Regions from separate parts of the Homo sapiens genome. Here all the other regions are linked to region 1. The links are chromatin contacts, found by Hi-C or POLR2A ChIA-PET in ENCODE. All regions are on one chromosome and are shown on one strand. The core of a region is the stretch at or near the end of the contact, and the rest is flanking DNA. Distances in the headings are between cores, read along the strand shown.

What was found. Hi-C counts contacts between places; a loop is a spot of excess contacts on that map. ChIA-PET counts read pairs that join two places held with the same protein, here RNA polymerase II (POLR2A). Pooled maps may share reads with other maps.
Region 2: a map of CD8-positive, alpha-beta T cell shows a loop between it and region 1 (24-fold over the local background). The contact joins the promoter of RBKS here to the promoter of UBXN2A in region 1. A Hi-C loop is called at or near these places in 1 of 168 maps with a recorded cell type or tissue (CD8-positive, alpha-beta T cell) and 6 of 50 pooled maps. POLR2A ChIA-PET finds 5 or more read pairs at or near these places in 1 of 52 experiments (activated T-cell).
Region 3: a loop to region 1 is called in a pooled map, with 4 times the contacts of the local background. The contact joins the promoter of PUM2 here to the promoter of UBXN2A in region 1. A Hi-C loop is called at or near these places in 1 of 50 pooled maps. POLR2A ChIA-PET finds 5 or more read pairs at or near these places in 2 of 52 experiments (activated naive CD4-positive, alpha-beta T cell and activated naive CD8-positive, alpha-beta T cell).

The regions. Positions count from the first base shown.
Region 1 is chr2:23,937,612-23,942,663 of GRCh38, forward strand. UBXN2A (UBX domain protein 2A) reads left to right here and starts at 2,852. Exons shown (of 7, transcript NM_181713.4): 1 at 2,852-3,037. RefSeq lists silencers at 2,662-2,857, 2,719-2,818, 2,879-3,358 and an enhancer at 3,489-3,598.
Region 2 is chr2:27,888,463-27,893,514 of GRCh38, forward strand. It overlaps RBKS (ribokinase), which reads right to left and starts at 1,925. Exons shown (of 8, transcript NM_022128.3): 1 at 1,795-1,925. The coding sequence starts at 1,883. It overlaps BABAM2 (BRISC and BRCA1 A complex member 2), which reads left to right and starts at 2,267. Exons shown (of 12, transcript NM_199191.3): 1 at 2,267-2,380. It overlaps BABAM2-AS1 (BABAM2 antisense RNA 1), which reads right to left and starts at 2,652. Exons shown (of 1, transcript NR_028308.1): 1 at 994-2,652. RefSeq lists a silencer at 2,113-2,392.
Region 3 is chr2:20,348,396-20,353,447 of GRCh38, forward strand. It overlaps PUM2 (pumilio RNA binding family member 2), which reads right to left and starts at 2,449. Exons shown (of 21, transcript NM_015317.5): 1 at 2,202-2,449. RefSeq lists a silencer at 1,832-2,721 and enhancers at 1,917-2,546, 2,547-3,178, 2,882-2,971, 3,179-3,808.

The DNA of each region.
Region 1 (5,052 bases), core at 1,602-4,101:
AAAAAATCTAAAAAGGAAATAAATCAACTCCTTTTACAATAGCATCAAAAAGAATAAAATACTTTGAAATATATTTAACCAAAGAGGTACGAGACTTGTACGTGGAAAACTATAAAACACTGCTGAAAGAAATGAAAGAAGGTCTAAGTATGGTCATGTAGTGCTTAACCATGGGGGCACCTTCTGAGAAATGTGTCGTGTAAGTGAATTCGTCGTTGTGTGAACATCACAGAGTATACTTACACAAACCTGGATGGTATAGTGTACTACACATCTAGGCAATATGGCATAGCCTTGCTCCCGGGCTACAAACCTGGACAGCATGTTACTGTATTGAATACTGTAGACAATTGTAACATGATGGTATTTGTGTATCTAAACATAGAAAAGATACAGTAAAAATATGGCCTTATAATCTTATGTGACCACCATCACATATGCTGTAAGTCATGGACCGAAAGGTTGTTATGTGGCGCACGACTATAAATGCAAAAATATTCATGCTTAAGGATTTGAAGACTTTATATATAAAGTGAGTCATCGCACCAGTATTGTTAAGATATCAATACTCCGGCTGGGTGTGTTGGCTCACACCTGTAATACCGGCACTTTGGGAGGCCGAGGCGGGTGGATCATCTAAGGTCGGGAGTTCAAGACCAGCCTGACCAACATGGTGAAACCCTGTCTCTACTAAAAATACAAAAATTAGCTGGGCATGGTGGTGCATGCCTATAATCCCAGCTACTTGGGAGGCTGAGGCAGGAGAATCACTAGAACCTGGGAGGCGGAGGTTATAGTGAGCCGAGATCATGCCATTGCACTCCAGCCTGGGCAACAAGAGCAAAACTCCATCTCAAAAAAAAAATTGAAGGTATCAATACTCCTCAAATTGATCTACCAATTCAAAGCAATCCCTGTCAAAATCCCAGTGGCCCCCCCCTCCCTTTTTTTTTTTTTTTAACAGCAATGGAAAAGCTGAGCTAAAATTCATACAGAACTGCAAGCGACAAAACAATCTTGAAAAAGAGGAGCAAAGTTGGAGGACTCAAACTTCCTGATTTCTATACAGCTACTATACAGCTGTATACAGCTACTATACAGCTACAGTAATCAAAATAGTATGGTACTAGCATAAAGATAAGATACATAATCAATGGAATAGAATTGAGAGTACAGAAATAAATTTATACATCCATGGTCAATTGATTTTTGACAAGGGAAGAATCCTCTCTTCATTAAATGGTGCTGGGACCAAAAAATCGGAAGAGCTCTCACAGAATGGTCAAAGAAAAGTCTCTTTGCCTAATGGGATCAATTTAACTCCTTATTGTGCTTCAACAGACACGGTCTCATGAGCAGTGAGATTTGAACTCACCACAGGCTCCCAAAATCACTGAACAGGAGATGAGGGAGGTGGTGGTGGGGGGAACGGCATGGGCCTGTAGGTGAGGATCAATCTCAATCTGAGTCCCCGCACTAAAGACTTACAAATAAATCCCGATTTAGGCAAACCGAGACTTTATTCGGAAAGGATTATTGCAACAGGGGGGAAAAGGACTATTGCAATAAGGGTGGAGAACTATTGCAATAGGAAGAAGGACTGTTGCAATTGGGAGAATGCTGGACTATAAAATAAAAAACAAATCTGGATATACGTAAGGAGAGAGTTCAGTGGAAGAGATCCAAGAAAAGGGAAAGAAACTATTGCAACTGAGAGTGGGGATTGGGGGAGGCTACAGCAACCGGGAGAACTCTCCAACCATGAGATCTGCAGCGATCTCCTGGGTCAGGCAGAAAAGGGCTTTCCTTTTACAGAGATGAGTGAACAGGGCTAGAAAGACCCGGGTGTGGGGAAGTGGGGAGAAGACTGGAGGTGGCAGCGATGAGACTATACAGAGACTGTTTCCCTGGGGTCCGTCTATTTTCAGGCGGTGGATGAGGAGGGCTGCTCGCTGGCTGCGGCTGAGGCTCGGTCACCGTGTAGAGAGGCCCAGGGAGAGCTGCTTCACTCAAGTCCTGTCAAGTCAAGGCAGCCGGGATTTGTCCACATCGTGAGTACAGGCAGGTCAGCTAACTATTTGCGAGGCGAAGAACTGGAATTTAGAGGGTCTGGGCCTGACCTTGTCACAGCTAACGACGGGGGCATCCTTGAGTCCTGACAAAGTCACATGCGGAAGGGCGGTTGCGTGTAGTAAGTCCTTTTAGGAACACAAAGGGGCCGGGCGCGGTGGCTCACGCCTGTAATCCCAGCACATTGGGAGACCAAGGCGGGCGGATCACCTGAGGTCAGGAGTTCAAGACCAGCCTGGCCAACATGGTGAAACCCCGTCTCTACTAAAAATACAAAAATTAGCCGGGCGTGCTGGCAGGCGCCTGTAATCCCAGCTACTCCGGAGGCTGAGGCAGGAGAATCGCTCGAATCCGGGAGGCGGAGGTTGCGGTGAGCCAAGATCGCGCCATTGTATTCCAACCTGGGGGACAAGAGCGAGATTTAGTCTCAAAAAAAAAAAAAAAAAAAGGTGGGTGGGGGTTTCTTCAACTTCGTTGTCCACAGGGCTCAGGTCAAGTTCAACATTGTCAGAATGCAGGGATGTCTCTCCATGGTTTCTGAGGCTGAGGAGGTACCCAGGTAAGCACACTCTGGGTTCTCTGGTGAGCACACACCGAGCTGCCTGCATCTCCCCTACCCATGAAGGCAGCTAGCCGCCGGGCCAGTGGTGGGAAGGGGAGGCGGCCATTAGCGCCGTTCCCGCCGGGACTTGAAGCGCCCGGCCGCGGCAAGCCCCGCCCTCGGCGCGCCCCCGCGTCCGCGCGCGCTCCTCGGGTCTGCGCGGAGCCGGCGTCGGCGCGCGCTTGGGCGCCTGGCGAAGACCGAGAGAGGCTGGCGGGATCTCAGCGGCGCGGCCGCGGAACCTGAGGCGGTCTGGGGCGGCGGCGCTCCGGCTCTGAAGGGCTCCAGCCAAACGGAGCCCGCGGCCAAACGGTGCCTGCGGTGCCTGAGCTGAGTGAGGCCGAGGCCGGGAGGCCGTGCCCGGAGGTGAGCGTCCCGGGGCCGCGCCGCGTCCGGCGGGGTGAGGGCGGGGCGGGGCGGTCGCCTGCCGGCTGGGGCCGAGGGGTCGCGGCCTGTGGCTTGGCCGCCGCGGATCGTCGGTGTCGGGGGGAGTCTCGCTCCGGAGGGCCGCGTGTTTGCGACTCGGGAAGGGGCGCCGGCGGCGGAGCCCGAGCCAGGGTCCCGCCCAGCCCAGGTGAGCGGCGACCCCGAGCCCCTGACTCGCCTGCGGCTTGACTTGCGAGCTAGCTGAAGGCACAGCTCCTGGTTCTCTCGCAGGGCGTTCCGAAACTTACAGTTATGCGCAACACAATGTTTCTATTTTCAAAGGCGAACGCTGCACGATCGCAGTCCAGTGATACAAAGTATGCCTATTAGTGACTTCACCCGACTCCCACCACTCACTTTCTCTGATGTTTTGAAGGCCTGGTGTTCGCTGATTTCACGTTTCCTTAATTTCTTCTTTGTGCCTTTTTTTTTTCCTTTTCGCTGCCAGTAATAAAAGAGTTTATTACTTGTCAGCAATGATGAATGTTCGTGTGGCATCCAGCGTTGAGTTCCTATGTACGTAATTTGAGATAAGTAAAGATAGGAAACTGCTGATTTGTTTTGATGCGAATGCAGAAAATAATGTGGTAGTATGAAGTCTGGCCGGTTGCAGTTTGTTTTTAGGGGGGAAACTTTAAAAGTTCATGTTGTGTCTTCTTTCTAAATATGCTGAAAGTCGGATTTATTTAAAAGGCAATTAAATTCAGTGAATACAGAGTATCTTTTTATAACACTAATGTTAGTGCTAGGCACTGGCGGAGTCCAAAAATGTGTAAAAAATGTGTGCAGGAGGGAGTGGTTAAGCACACTAATGATATGAGGCTGACTGCAGTCCAGTGTTAATGGAAGCTCACACTTACTGAGCAGTTGTTTTCAGCTGGGCACTGTGGAGGGTACTTTACTTGCATTTTAATTTAATAATGTATAATAATTAGCATACACTTGATTTAATTTTTTTCATTCAAAAAAATTTTAGTACCTACTGTGTACTGAATGCTAAGGATACAATAGTGACAATTACAGACTCTGCCTTTAGACTCTACAGTGTCATTGGGCAAAACAGATATTAAGCAAATAATCAGGGCCCGGAGCGATGGCTCACGCCTGTAATCCCAGCACTTTGAAAGGCTGAGGTGGGCAGATCACCTGAGGTCAGCAGTTCTAGACCAGCCTGGCTAACATGGTGAAACCCCGTCTCTCTCTACTAAAAATACAGAAATTAGCTGGGCGTGATGGGGGGCGTCTGTAATCCCAGCTACTCAGAAAAACTGAGGCAGGAGAATAGCTTGAGCCGGCGAGAGGTAGAGGTTGCAGTGAGCCAAGATGGTGCCACTGCACTCCAGCCTGGGTGACAGAGCGGGACTCCATCTCAAAAAGTAAAATAAAATAAATAATCACACAAATAAATGCCAATAAGCAAAGACAGAGGCTAAAATAAAGAATGTAAGTTGTTTGTGAGAGAAGGTAACAGGGGGACTTATCCAAGCTGGGAAAGTTTTCCTAGGAAAGTAATCTTTGAGCTTAGATATTAGGGATAAATAGGAATTAGGGGAAGATGACTCCCAAAGGAGAGAAGAAAGGCTCAGGCAAAGGAAATAGATGGCGCGGAGGCTAGGGAAGATGGTCATTTCAGGAACTTCAGCAGTTGTTGTGTGGAAAGCAAAAGGGTGCTGTGATAAAGTAGGTTAGGGCCAAAGAGATGATGCAGGGCTTTTTTTTTTTTTTTTTTTTTTGTTACAGAGTCTCGCTCTGTCACCCAGGCTGGAGTGCAGCGGCACGATCTTGGCTCACTGCAATCTCTTCCGGATTCAAGCGATTCTCCTGCCTCAGCCTCCCGAGTAGCTGGGACTATAATGCGCGCCACCATGCCCGGCTAATTTTTGTATTTTTAGTAGAGATGGAGTTTCACTGTGTTGGTCAGACTGGTCTCAAAATCCTGACCTCTGGTGATCCAC
Region 2 (5,052 bases), core at 675-3,174, 3.9 Mb after region 1:
TAAAATCATGGTAAACATTTAGCTTGGTGGATTTCCCATGGAATGAATCATTTTAGATGAAGGTTTATTCCTTTATGTAACTCAACTTTATGAATTTTTGATGAAACTTTTTCTAAAGTGAAATACATGCTCTATTTTTATACAAAATTTAGTAAGTACCATATAACCTTTTCTTGAAAAGAGTCATCACCAGTAAAATCAATTGCTATATTGTGTTGTAAACACAGTAATGTTCTTTCTACACAGATGTCTGCAAACTATGGCCTGCAGGATGTTCTTGTAAGGCTTGGGAGGTAAGAATGGTTTTTACATTTAAAAAATGTTGTTAAAAAAAAATGTGACCTTGACCACATACGGCTTGCAAAGCCTAAAATATTTACTATCTGGCCCTTTACAGAAAAGTTTACTTACTCTTGCTCTAGAAAAAGATGTACAGGCCTCTTCAACAAATGTCTCCAACTAGATTCAATTTTATGCTCTGTCACCAAAGGAAAGTATTTTTATCTTGGCACAGTGTCTGACAGAATAGTTCTAATATTTGTGGAAAAATAAAGGTCATTGGTATTTAAAATTCTTTTGTTGCTTCTTCTCGTTACACAGTCTCCTACTCATCCTCAAGTTTTCGTCAGTCACTATAACTGCCTCTAGCAGTCTCTTCTCTAACTCCCACCTTTCTAATCTCAGTGGAAATTTGGTAACACAGCTTATAAATATTTTAAGGTAAGGTTAAATTGGTTACATGAAGACCCTAGACCTATTTTCTGAGTAGAATACAGGTGGTTTGGTGCAGCAATTTGGTGACTTATTTTGATTGTCCCAAAGCCTTTTTGTTTAGTTCCACGTTCTCTATTACCCTTTGGAAAAGCAACATTTCAGGACGAATGAGGTGTTACTGTAGCATACCTGATCATTTTTATAACACAAAGTAGCATTACAACTGAAAAGATATTCATCAAAAGACTGAACTGCAGTAATTGGAGTGGTAGGATTTTCTTGGAATATCTGAATTTATTACTAATTTTACAGTGAACATACATTACTTTTGTAATCAGAAAAGCTACCTTAATTTAAAAAAAAGAAAAATCAGAAGGATCTGTCTACTCAATCTTACTGACCTAACTCAACAATTTTCATTTGGCATATTTTCTATCATAATTTGATCATCGTTTTCAGAGGTTGTAAATACTGTGTTTATGTTTTTATTTTGATTCATACTTGGCTTGCTGAAAAATACGCTGTAAATATAAAATACTGCAGTAATGCCGACAATCAACATGGTGAAAGGTGACAGTCTTTTTGATTTCTGCTCAACTCATTATTTTATACAATAAGCTCAGACGAATAATACCCAATTTGGATAATGTTACGCTTGACAAAACACTTTACTTCATTTAGTCCTCACAACAACCCTGTGAGGTAGGCACATTCTCGGAGGTAAAATGACGTGGGCAAAGTTCCCTGGCTCGTTTGGGGAAAGGCTCAGCAGCCGGGCCAAGAAAGGTCTTTGGGGGCGCAAGTCTTTGGAGGGCAGGTCTTTGGGGAGCGCTTTGAGTAATATTAGAGCTTTCACTAAACCCTGGCCTATTACGTCCCCTCCCCTGAGATTTACCTTTATATACTCAAGTTCTTTCATGCCAGGAAGGTAGGCTGAAGGCTTCGAAAACCTGCAGCTCATACCCAAAGCTAGCACTGTCTATCCCTGGAGACCCAGCGCCCAAAAGCTCCACTGGGCGCATAGCGCACGGCACGCCTCCTCCCCCGAGCCGCAGACTGAGTAACTGGCCCCGGACTAACCTGACCAGGTCGGTCATGCAGGAGCCCACCACTACCACCGCCGCCACCTCCTCTTGCCACTGCCTCTGGGGTTCCCCAGACGCCGCCATCGCTCAAAGGTGCTGCTGTCCAACCTGGACGGTGACCTCTGCCCTTTGCCCGACCCCGTAACCAGAGACGCCACTCCTGCCCTCCCTAACGACGCGGGCCTTTCAGACGCCTACGCGGGTCGCCCACCTGACTGCCCGAAATCACCCCGCCCACCAAGTGTCCCCTCTTCTTCCTGGAATAGTCTCGGTGCACAGCCTCACGTAACAGGGCCCTCCTGATATGGCGAGACTCCGCGCTCCTCGTCACTCACGGGGCAGGCGCTGAGGAAGGAACTGTCAGGCACCGCGGGGACGCCTTTCCGAGCGCCCGGCTCGGCGCGGCGCGGGGGCGCGCACGCCGCCCAGCTTCGGGGCCGCAGAGGGGGCGGGGCGGGACGTCCGGGGAGTGCGCACGCATCCTGCCCGCGGCGCGCGCGCAGGTCGGTGCGTCTGTCGGGGGCGCGCTCGGGTACCTGTACCCCACGTAGTCGCCGGTTACCGATCGGACTAAGTTCCAGGTACCTGGACTGGGGCTGGTGCGGGGAGGTTGGATCCCGAGTCGCACAGGTGGCGTGGAGAACTGTGGTTTAAATATGGCCAGGGGACTCGCCTCCTCTTCCTATGGAGAAGGCCCCCGTTCCAAAGATGCCCTTCTCATCCCCATCACGCTGATTCCCTCAAGAACGAGCCCCCAAGGCCAGAGGCGTCTCTTTCTCCATATCTGGCCCATCCCCTGGTTCCTGTAAACCCCGAGTATTAGTTCCTTGTTGCCTGATGAGGGGAATCATACAGTTTGGAAGAGGGGAGAGTGTCCCTTTTTAAGACGTCCCCTAGAGTGGGGTGGTCATTCTTCGGGTCTGAGCTAACTTGTTTTTCTCGAATGTTGCCCCTTGGGGGAAATTGCTTCCCCAGTGTAACTTCCCTCGTGCGCTGTATGACGTCGACGTGACGCAGCAGGATGCCACCCCTTTCCGTTCCATGACGTCAGCAGGGCACATGTTTCCGTGTTTGTCATCTCATTTTAATTGCAAGAACCTGGATGGTGCTTTAGACGTCTTTGTAATCCCCAGGCCTCTCATCAAAGGACCTTTTGTAACTTTATTTTGGGGTAGCAGACCCTTGCAAAAATTGTAATTTTGCATTTTCCTTTTGCAATACGTCAAAATCAGGAAATACAAATTGCAGTAGTAGTATTCAGGGGACTCTGACCACCGTAAATATTTGTATATCTGGGGTGTATTATAGTGCTGCCATGCGTAAGAGTTACTACCGGTGGTGACTCCCTGTCCATGTACCCGGTTCACTGCACCAAAGGACCAGTGTTTTTGGCTAAGTGACTTCTGATTTTGGAGTCATTGTGTTCCACTCCCCACCCCCCGCCCTTTTTTTTTAGAGAAGTCACACCTCCTCATGGTTGAAATAGATTTTAATACTGCGTGAAACCTTGCACTGTTAAAACATAGTATTATGGCTGCCCTGGAAATAGAATTCATTCCCTCAGGTGTCATCCTAAAGTCACGACCGTTGCTGAATTAGAATGTATTGTTGTCACTTAGTATGGTTTGGCTTCTAGAGCAAGGCTGTTCCCTTTAACATTTGACTAGTGAATCACTCAGACCAGGTTCAGCAGTAGGTCAGCAATAGTCCAGTTTGTTTTTAGTGGTAAAGCAATCATTTGTTTAAATTTTTACTTTTTGTCTGTTCACATTTTATAAGATATACGCTTTACAAAATCACCTTGATGCTTTTCTCTTTGGTGATAGAAGTTATCAATGTTTATTTGAGAGAAAGATGGGTATAGTGGACTTGGAGAATCCGGATTTGGATTCTGATCCTCCAGCTTCCAACATTCAACAAGTTATTTTATTTTGCTGAGCTTTAATTTTCTATTTGTCAAGTTTCTTTAGCTTCCACTTGTCAAATGGGAACAATTATTGTTCTCAGGGAACAGAGTTGGGGAAATGTAAATGAAATTACAGATAGAGATGAGTAATATAATGCCTGATAATGGGTAGATAGGTGTCTAGAATGTGTTGGTTCTGTTTCCTTCTTTTGTAGAAGCAAGAGATAAAGTAATAATGGGTACTGTGGGGAAAAACACAGAAGAACAATTCGGTAATATAGGTGAGACCCTTTTGCTTTTTTATAAGATAGGTATATTTGTACTTAGCATATGACTTTGATAAGCATCCCTTCAAGAATTGTGACATAGACATGAAGGTGGAAATGTTGGCGAATAGAAAAAAATAGGCTTCAAAATTATGATGTGGATTAGTATACTGTTCAGAATCAAATTATAATAATTACCCATATTATCTGCAAACTGGGAATTAAAATTCCTTACTACCTCAGGCTTGTGAAGATCAACTGCAGTAATATATATGGACGCTCCTTGTAAGTGATAAAATGTTTAAAAAAGTACATGATTTTTATGATTGGTAGTACAGTGTTAGATGTTTAGTCTTACTTTGAAATGAGAGACTAGTCGGGGGGCGGTCATCTGTTAAGCGGTCAGAAGAAGAGCTTGTTTTATATTTACAAAAAGGATGATTTTAGAACTGAAGTATGAATATAAAGGTGTTAATCTCGAAGATACTTCTGGTTGTCATCACTATATAGGGTCAAAGTGTTCTTATTTTTTGAGCTATCAAATTAGCAAATAAATTTATTACTTACTATCTGAAATAATAAACTGAAACAGGTTTTAATTTTCAACATTTATTTTAGCAAGGACTTGTAAGTTTTCATGTGGTATAATGTATGAAAACTAGAACCAGAGCATCATTTACTGGTAACTTGCTGGAAATTAATTTTCTTTTGATGTGGCATTATTCTTTAAAATTGAGGAAGGAAACGATCATTTGAATCGACTTTTTCCTCTGAAGGAAGAGGCTTTCATTTAGAAATCTATTAAGAAGAATTCGTGTACTCCCTCCCCCAGCCCTATGAGTTTCCAGATAATTTAGATATGATGTATTGGTTCTACTTTTGTGGTTTTAAGTGTAAGGACTTAGTGCCTTAAAGTCAAATACCTTAAGATCCATGTTAGTCTGTGTTGCTTGATAGCTGCATAGATGTATGTTTTCATAATTTAATTGTCAAGTAGATTTTTGTTATATCTCTTCCTTGGATCTTGTTATATCTATTCCCCTACCAAATTCTGGGGAGGGGGCACATTATCTTCTCTCCA
Region 3 (5,052 bases), core at 1,199-3,698, 3.6 Mb before region 1:
CTGGAAACCCAACAAGGTATTTAAGTTAGGACGTATGTAGAACTTGAGTTTAGGAGACAGGAATCAACCTCCACTTAAAACTATGCAGATCATGTTAGGGTCTATAAAAAGGAGACAGCTTGGTCACTGAGAAAATTGGCTGTGGATTTCACACCTGGCCCAAATCTCTGGTCATAATTACTTTTGTTAACTAAGATAAGTACCTACTCCGGAAGGCAAATTATCTTTCCACACCAGAAAGGTTTATAAACAAGCCGGGTGTGGTGGCTCACGCCTGTAATCCCGGCACTCTGGGAGGGCGAGGCGGGAGGATCGCTTGAGATCGGAGTTCAGCCCAGGAAACACAGTGAGACCCTGTCTCTACAAAAAATGCAAAAATTAGCCGGGCGTGGTGGCGTGCGCCTGTACCCCCAGCTACAGTTACTCGGAAGGCTCAGGTGGAAGAACAGTTGCAGCCCGGGACGCGGAGGCTGCAGTGAGCCCAGATCTCACCACCTGCACTGCAGTCTGGGCGACAGAACCAGACCCTGTCTCAAACAAGAAAAAAAGATTCATAAACAAGTATGGAATGCTTGAGAGAAACAAAATCCAAGTATTATTTGGTAATTTATATACAGTATTTGTAATGCCTGAGAATTTATTCTAAAGTGACAGCTTTGTAAGAGCAAAGTAAATGTCAGTAATTAATTTAGGCTCTTTTAAAAAGTTGAAATCTTGCTAAATGCTGAAACACCTAAGAGAACTTTGGACTCAAATTAAGGAAAGCATGTGTTAAACACAGCTTAAATTGCTGGAAAATGCGTAAGTTACTGGCAATTATAACTCAAAATAGCTAGACCTGTAAACAAAATTTAAAAACTGGACTTAAATCCTCAAGAACCAGGTTTCTGAAATAAAATTTTATTTTTAAGATTATCGTAAACCTTTTCTGCATACAAAAACTGCCCTCATGCACACCAAGAAAATTCTACACAATGCAATTTCACCAAAAATCGGAATTTTAAAGAAATTCTTGCAGCACGGAAAATGCCATCATTTTTATTCATAATGATTGAGCAAATGAAGTAAATCATTGTTTAAAAGGAGGCTAGGAAGAGAAACAAGTTGAAAATACTCATTTTTGTTTTTTTTTTTTTATTTACAGGATTCCTTAAGTCATCTTCCAATACTCCAGGTCACATGGTGAAGAGTCACCTGTTAAACACGAAATCTAACCATTAAACAAGCTTTTAAAATCCTTCGGTAACTCCCTTTATTAAAATTGTTTTCTTGACATACAGTACCTTTACAGGTATTACATTTCTCTTCACCGTTTACAAGCATTTTTCTCATGTTTTCCTTCACCAAAACATCTGCCCCGTTTTCTCAACAAGTAAAAATCTCAAAGTACTAAGTCCTAACATGATGTCTTATTGCACCTAATATGCTGGCAATACATTCCTCTCTTCAAAAGTTTACGTATGTTAGAATAAAAAGCTAAGTTAAGTAGGTTTTCTCTGGCTGTGTTTTCAGAAACAACACTAACTTTTACACGTGTTTGGGCATGAAACTTTAAACATTTTCCCCAAAACCTGACCCAATTCAGATACAAAACTACTGCTCAAATAGTAGAAGCCGCTAATCTTGTCTTTGGTTTTAATTTACATATTTTTCTGAATATCGAAATCCGTTCCTATAACCTAAACAAGGCGAATCCAAGTCACTGCTTCATACCCACATCTGTCCACGGCAAGCTTTTCCCGGACACACTCGGGCCTTTGAAAATGCCCACACTTGTTTTCATAAACCCACTCCTTCCTCTTCACCCACTTGCAATCCGCATGCTTCTCTGGGGCCACCCGGCCTCTCCCCTCTTTCCGAACCCTAGGGCCGACAGCTCGGTCTCTAACCTCCAGCGCGCCGAATCGGAGGGAGAACCGGGTCGGCGCCCCACGCCCCCGAGGCGGCGGCCCCGCAGAGGGAAGGAAGCGGGAAAGCGGCCGGCGCGGCGCCCCCTCCCCCGCACGCGCACACCCCCTTCCGGCACCCCTCCCCCTGCATTGTGCGAGCGGGCCCCAGGCCGCACCGGCCCGGGCACTCAGCAGGCCCTATCCGCCCTCCCGCTGGCGATCGGCTCCCGCCGAGGCCGCCGCACAAAGCCTGGGGAGCCATCCTCGACGGCGCCAAAGGACCGGAGAAAGAGCGAACGCGGACTGACTTACAGGGCTGCTGCGGCCGCGCTGCCTCAGCCGGGGACACCGACCGTTGGGCACACGGCGGCGTCGCTCTTGGCGGTCCTCCCCCTCCTCCGCCTTCGGTGGCGGCAATGTCTTCTTTCTCCACCTACCACCCTCCCCCCCCACCCCACCTCCTCCTTCTCCTCCCCCTCCTCCTCCGAACCACCGAAGTACCGAGGGTGAGACACAGAGACTCACAACAACATGGCTGCCACCGCCGCCTGCCCTCCCCTCCCCCCCGCCCACCGGGCGCGCGCAGTGCACCCCGGGAGAAAGGGGAGGGGGAGCGCTCACCAAGGCGCGGCTCCTTTTAATGCCTTGCGTCCCTGCTCCCGCGCTGCCGCCGCGCGGGCCGGGGGCGCCCTGCGCGTGCGCACGTTCTCCGCGCTCTCACGTGTTTGGCCGCCTCTCCGGCGTGCCCTCCCCCGCCCTCACCTTGCGGGCTCGCGCTTCCCTCCTGGGCTCCGCCGCGGCGGGCTCGGAGAGCGCAGGCGTACTGTTGCCAAACGCTGTGTTCGACTGTCTTCCCGCGTGGGGCCTCGCCTTCTGAATCTTCTTACCCTCGGCTTCCTACCCGGTTGCTCACTGTTTTCCCCCAACTGGGTGTGCGGGTGTCTGCGCCCGCGCCGCCCACCGTGGGGTACTCCTGGCATTTCGCTTCCAGAGTGCTGGCGCCCACAAGAGCCGGACGTTAATTCAGGCCTTTAACTTTCACTCTGTACCTCCCCACAACCAGACGAGGGAGATGCATCTGGGGGTGGAAGATTGTACCCTGCGAGAGGGCTGTCACTCTTCTCGTGGTTGCACCCCAGGCAGGTGGAGCCAGCTCTCAGCAAATTGTCGGCCCCCAGTGCTTGGTCCCGGTGCACACAAAGGAAACTCAGGTCGTTCTCCAGCTGGGCCAGTGATTCTCACTCGTTGGCTGTTTCTTTTTCTCGCGTACTAAGCGCTCTCTCCTTCCCCGTTTACAGGCTAGTTGGAAACTCCAAATCTGCCTTGCTGTCCTGGACCCCCATGCAAAGCAGTGGTGATTCCAGGATTCTAACCTAACCGGCTCCAGGTCACACAGCTGTAACAGGCACCGTGTCCGATTTGTTCTTGATGGTTTGTTTGCACAGCTCCTGGCTCTCCTGACATGCTGCACTTCGTAAATATTCAGGGCCTCCCGTATAGTTTGCTTAATATATGTCTTCCCTAGGCGACTGTGAGCTCCACGAGGGCAAGGACCTTGTGTTTTGTTTCACACTGTGCCCGCAAGTGCCTGTTGAATACACATGGGCTCTTCGGTTTTTAACTATTACTGAAAAATGTCTGACATTGAAATCCATCCCAAGCCCCTACCTTAGGCTCATATTTCAGGCTTCTAGATATTTTCACTTGAATTTTCTTGTCACCAAGCATGTTAAAAACTGAAGTCACACCCATCCCCTACCCCCCACTCTTGTACTGTCTCTGTAATTGGCAGTGTCACCACCTATTCATTCCCCAAATTACACCTCTGAGAACCATCCTTGTCTCTTCCTCTTACCCCGACTCCAAATATAAATAACTTACCAAGCCTCGCAGATTTTTACTTCCCAAGTAATTCTGGAGACAGTCTTCCTCTGCCTCCTCACTAATGCTAGCCTTGCTTCCCAGGTCTGGATTTCTGTAGCTGGCTCTTAATCAGCTTTCCTGTCTCCAGTCTCACTCCCTCCAATCAGTTCTGCTCACTGCTATCTAAAATGCAAATCCAATTCCTGGCGCTCAGGCCTCTGCTTCAACCATCTCATTGCTCCCCATCACCCACGACAGCATTTCCCTAGTGTGCTGTGTTCAGTGTTAATAGATGTTCCTTTAAGAAATGTCTCACGATCAAGTAAGAATGGGAGATGCTGGGGTGTACACATTTTGCCTTCCTTCTCCTTTCCCCTCCGTTGAGCTGATAATAGCAGAAGAGTCTTTATATACAGTTGCTTAGTGTGGGTGAAACTAGATAAATCCATCACAGGCCCTCCCTTAGAATATGGAATTGGGACTAAGAGACCCCAACCTCGAAAGTCTCTTGGACCTGGGATCCCTTGGGCAGACTGGTTCCATCCTGTAAGACAGGGAACCTGTAGAGAAAGAGTGGAGTTGAGAGAGAAAAGGAGAGTGCTGACAATGTCTCTCTTTCACATGTTTCTGTGCCTGGCTGGCTGCCTCTACCCTTGGAGTCTGAGCCGCATTCCTGGATCCTTATGGTAAATTCTGCTTCTTTGCTTAAGCTAGATAAAGTGAATTTCTGTTACAACCAAGAGTCCTACTAAAAGCCACGTGTAAGCTATAGTTATTTGTTTGGTACTAACAACATGCAAGCACCAAAGCACTTTCCATACATTGTCTCATTTAATGTTCCAGATATCCCCATGAACAAGGCCAGCTTCAGCACAGGCACGTGACCTGTGCAGTTGAACAAGGCCTGGGGGGTGCCTAAAAAGATTCTACGATTGGTTTAATGCTCTGATGTCACCATCTAGAAAGTCTTAGTGGTTTTTGACAAAAGGGCCCCTCATTTTCATTTTGAACTGAGCTCCACAAATTACCTATGAGGTATTATCTCTATGTGACAAAAGGTTTATTTTCTGCCAGACTTATTAGTGCCTTTAAAATCAAAATATGCATTGTAAATATCCAAGTGAGGGACATAATATGCAATGTGTCCCAACCAAATTTGACCCTAGAAGACGTTTCTTCGTGGAGAATCTCTTACAGGTTTGGTGCTCTGCAAGACGCAGATTAAAGCCCCACCCTTTAGTGATCTGCCTATGTCCCTATCTCCTCTGGAGCTCATGATTCCCTATGCACAGTGAGCAGT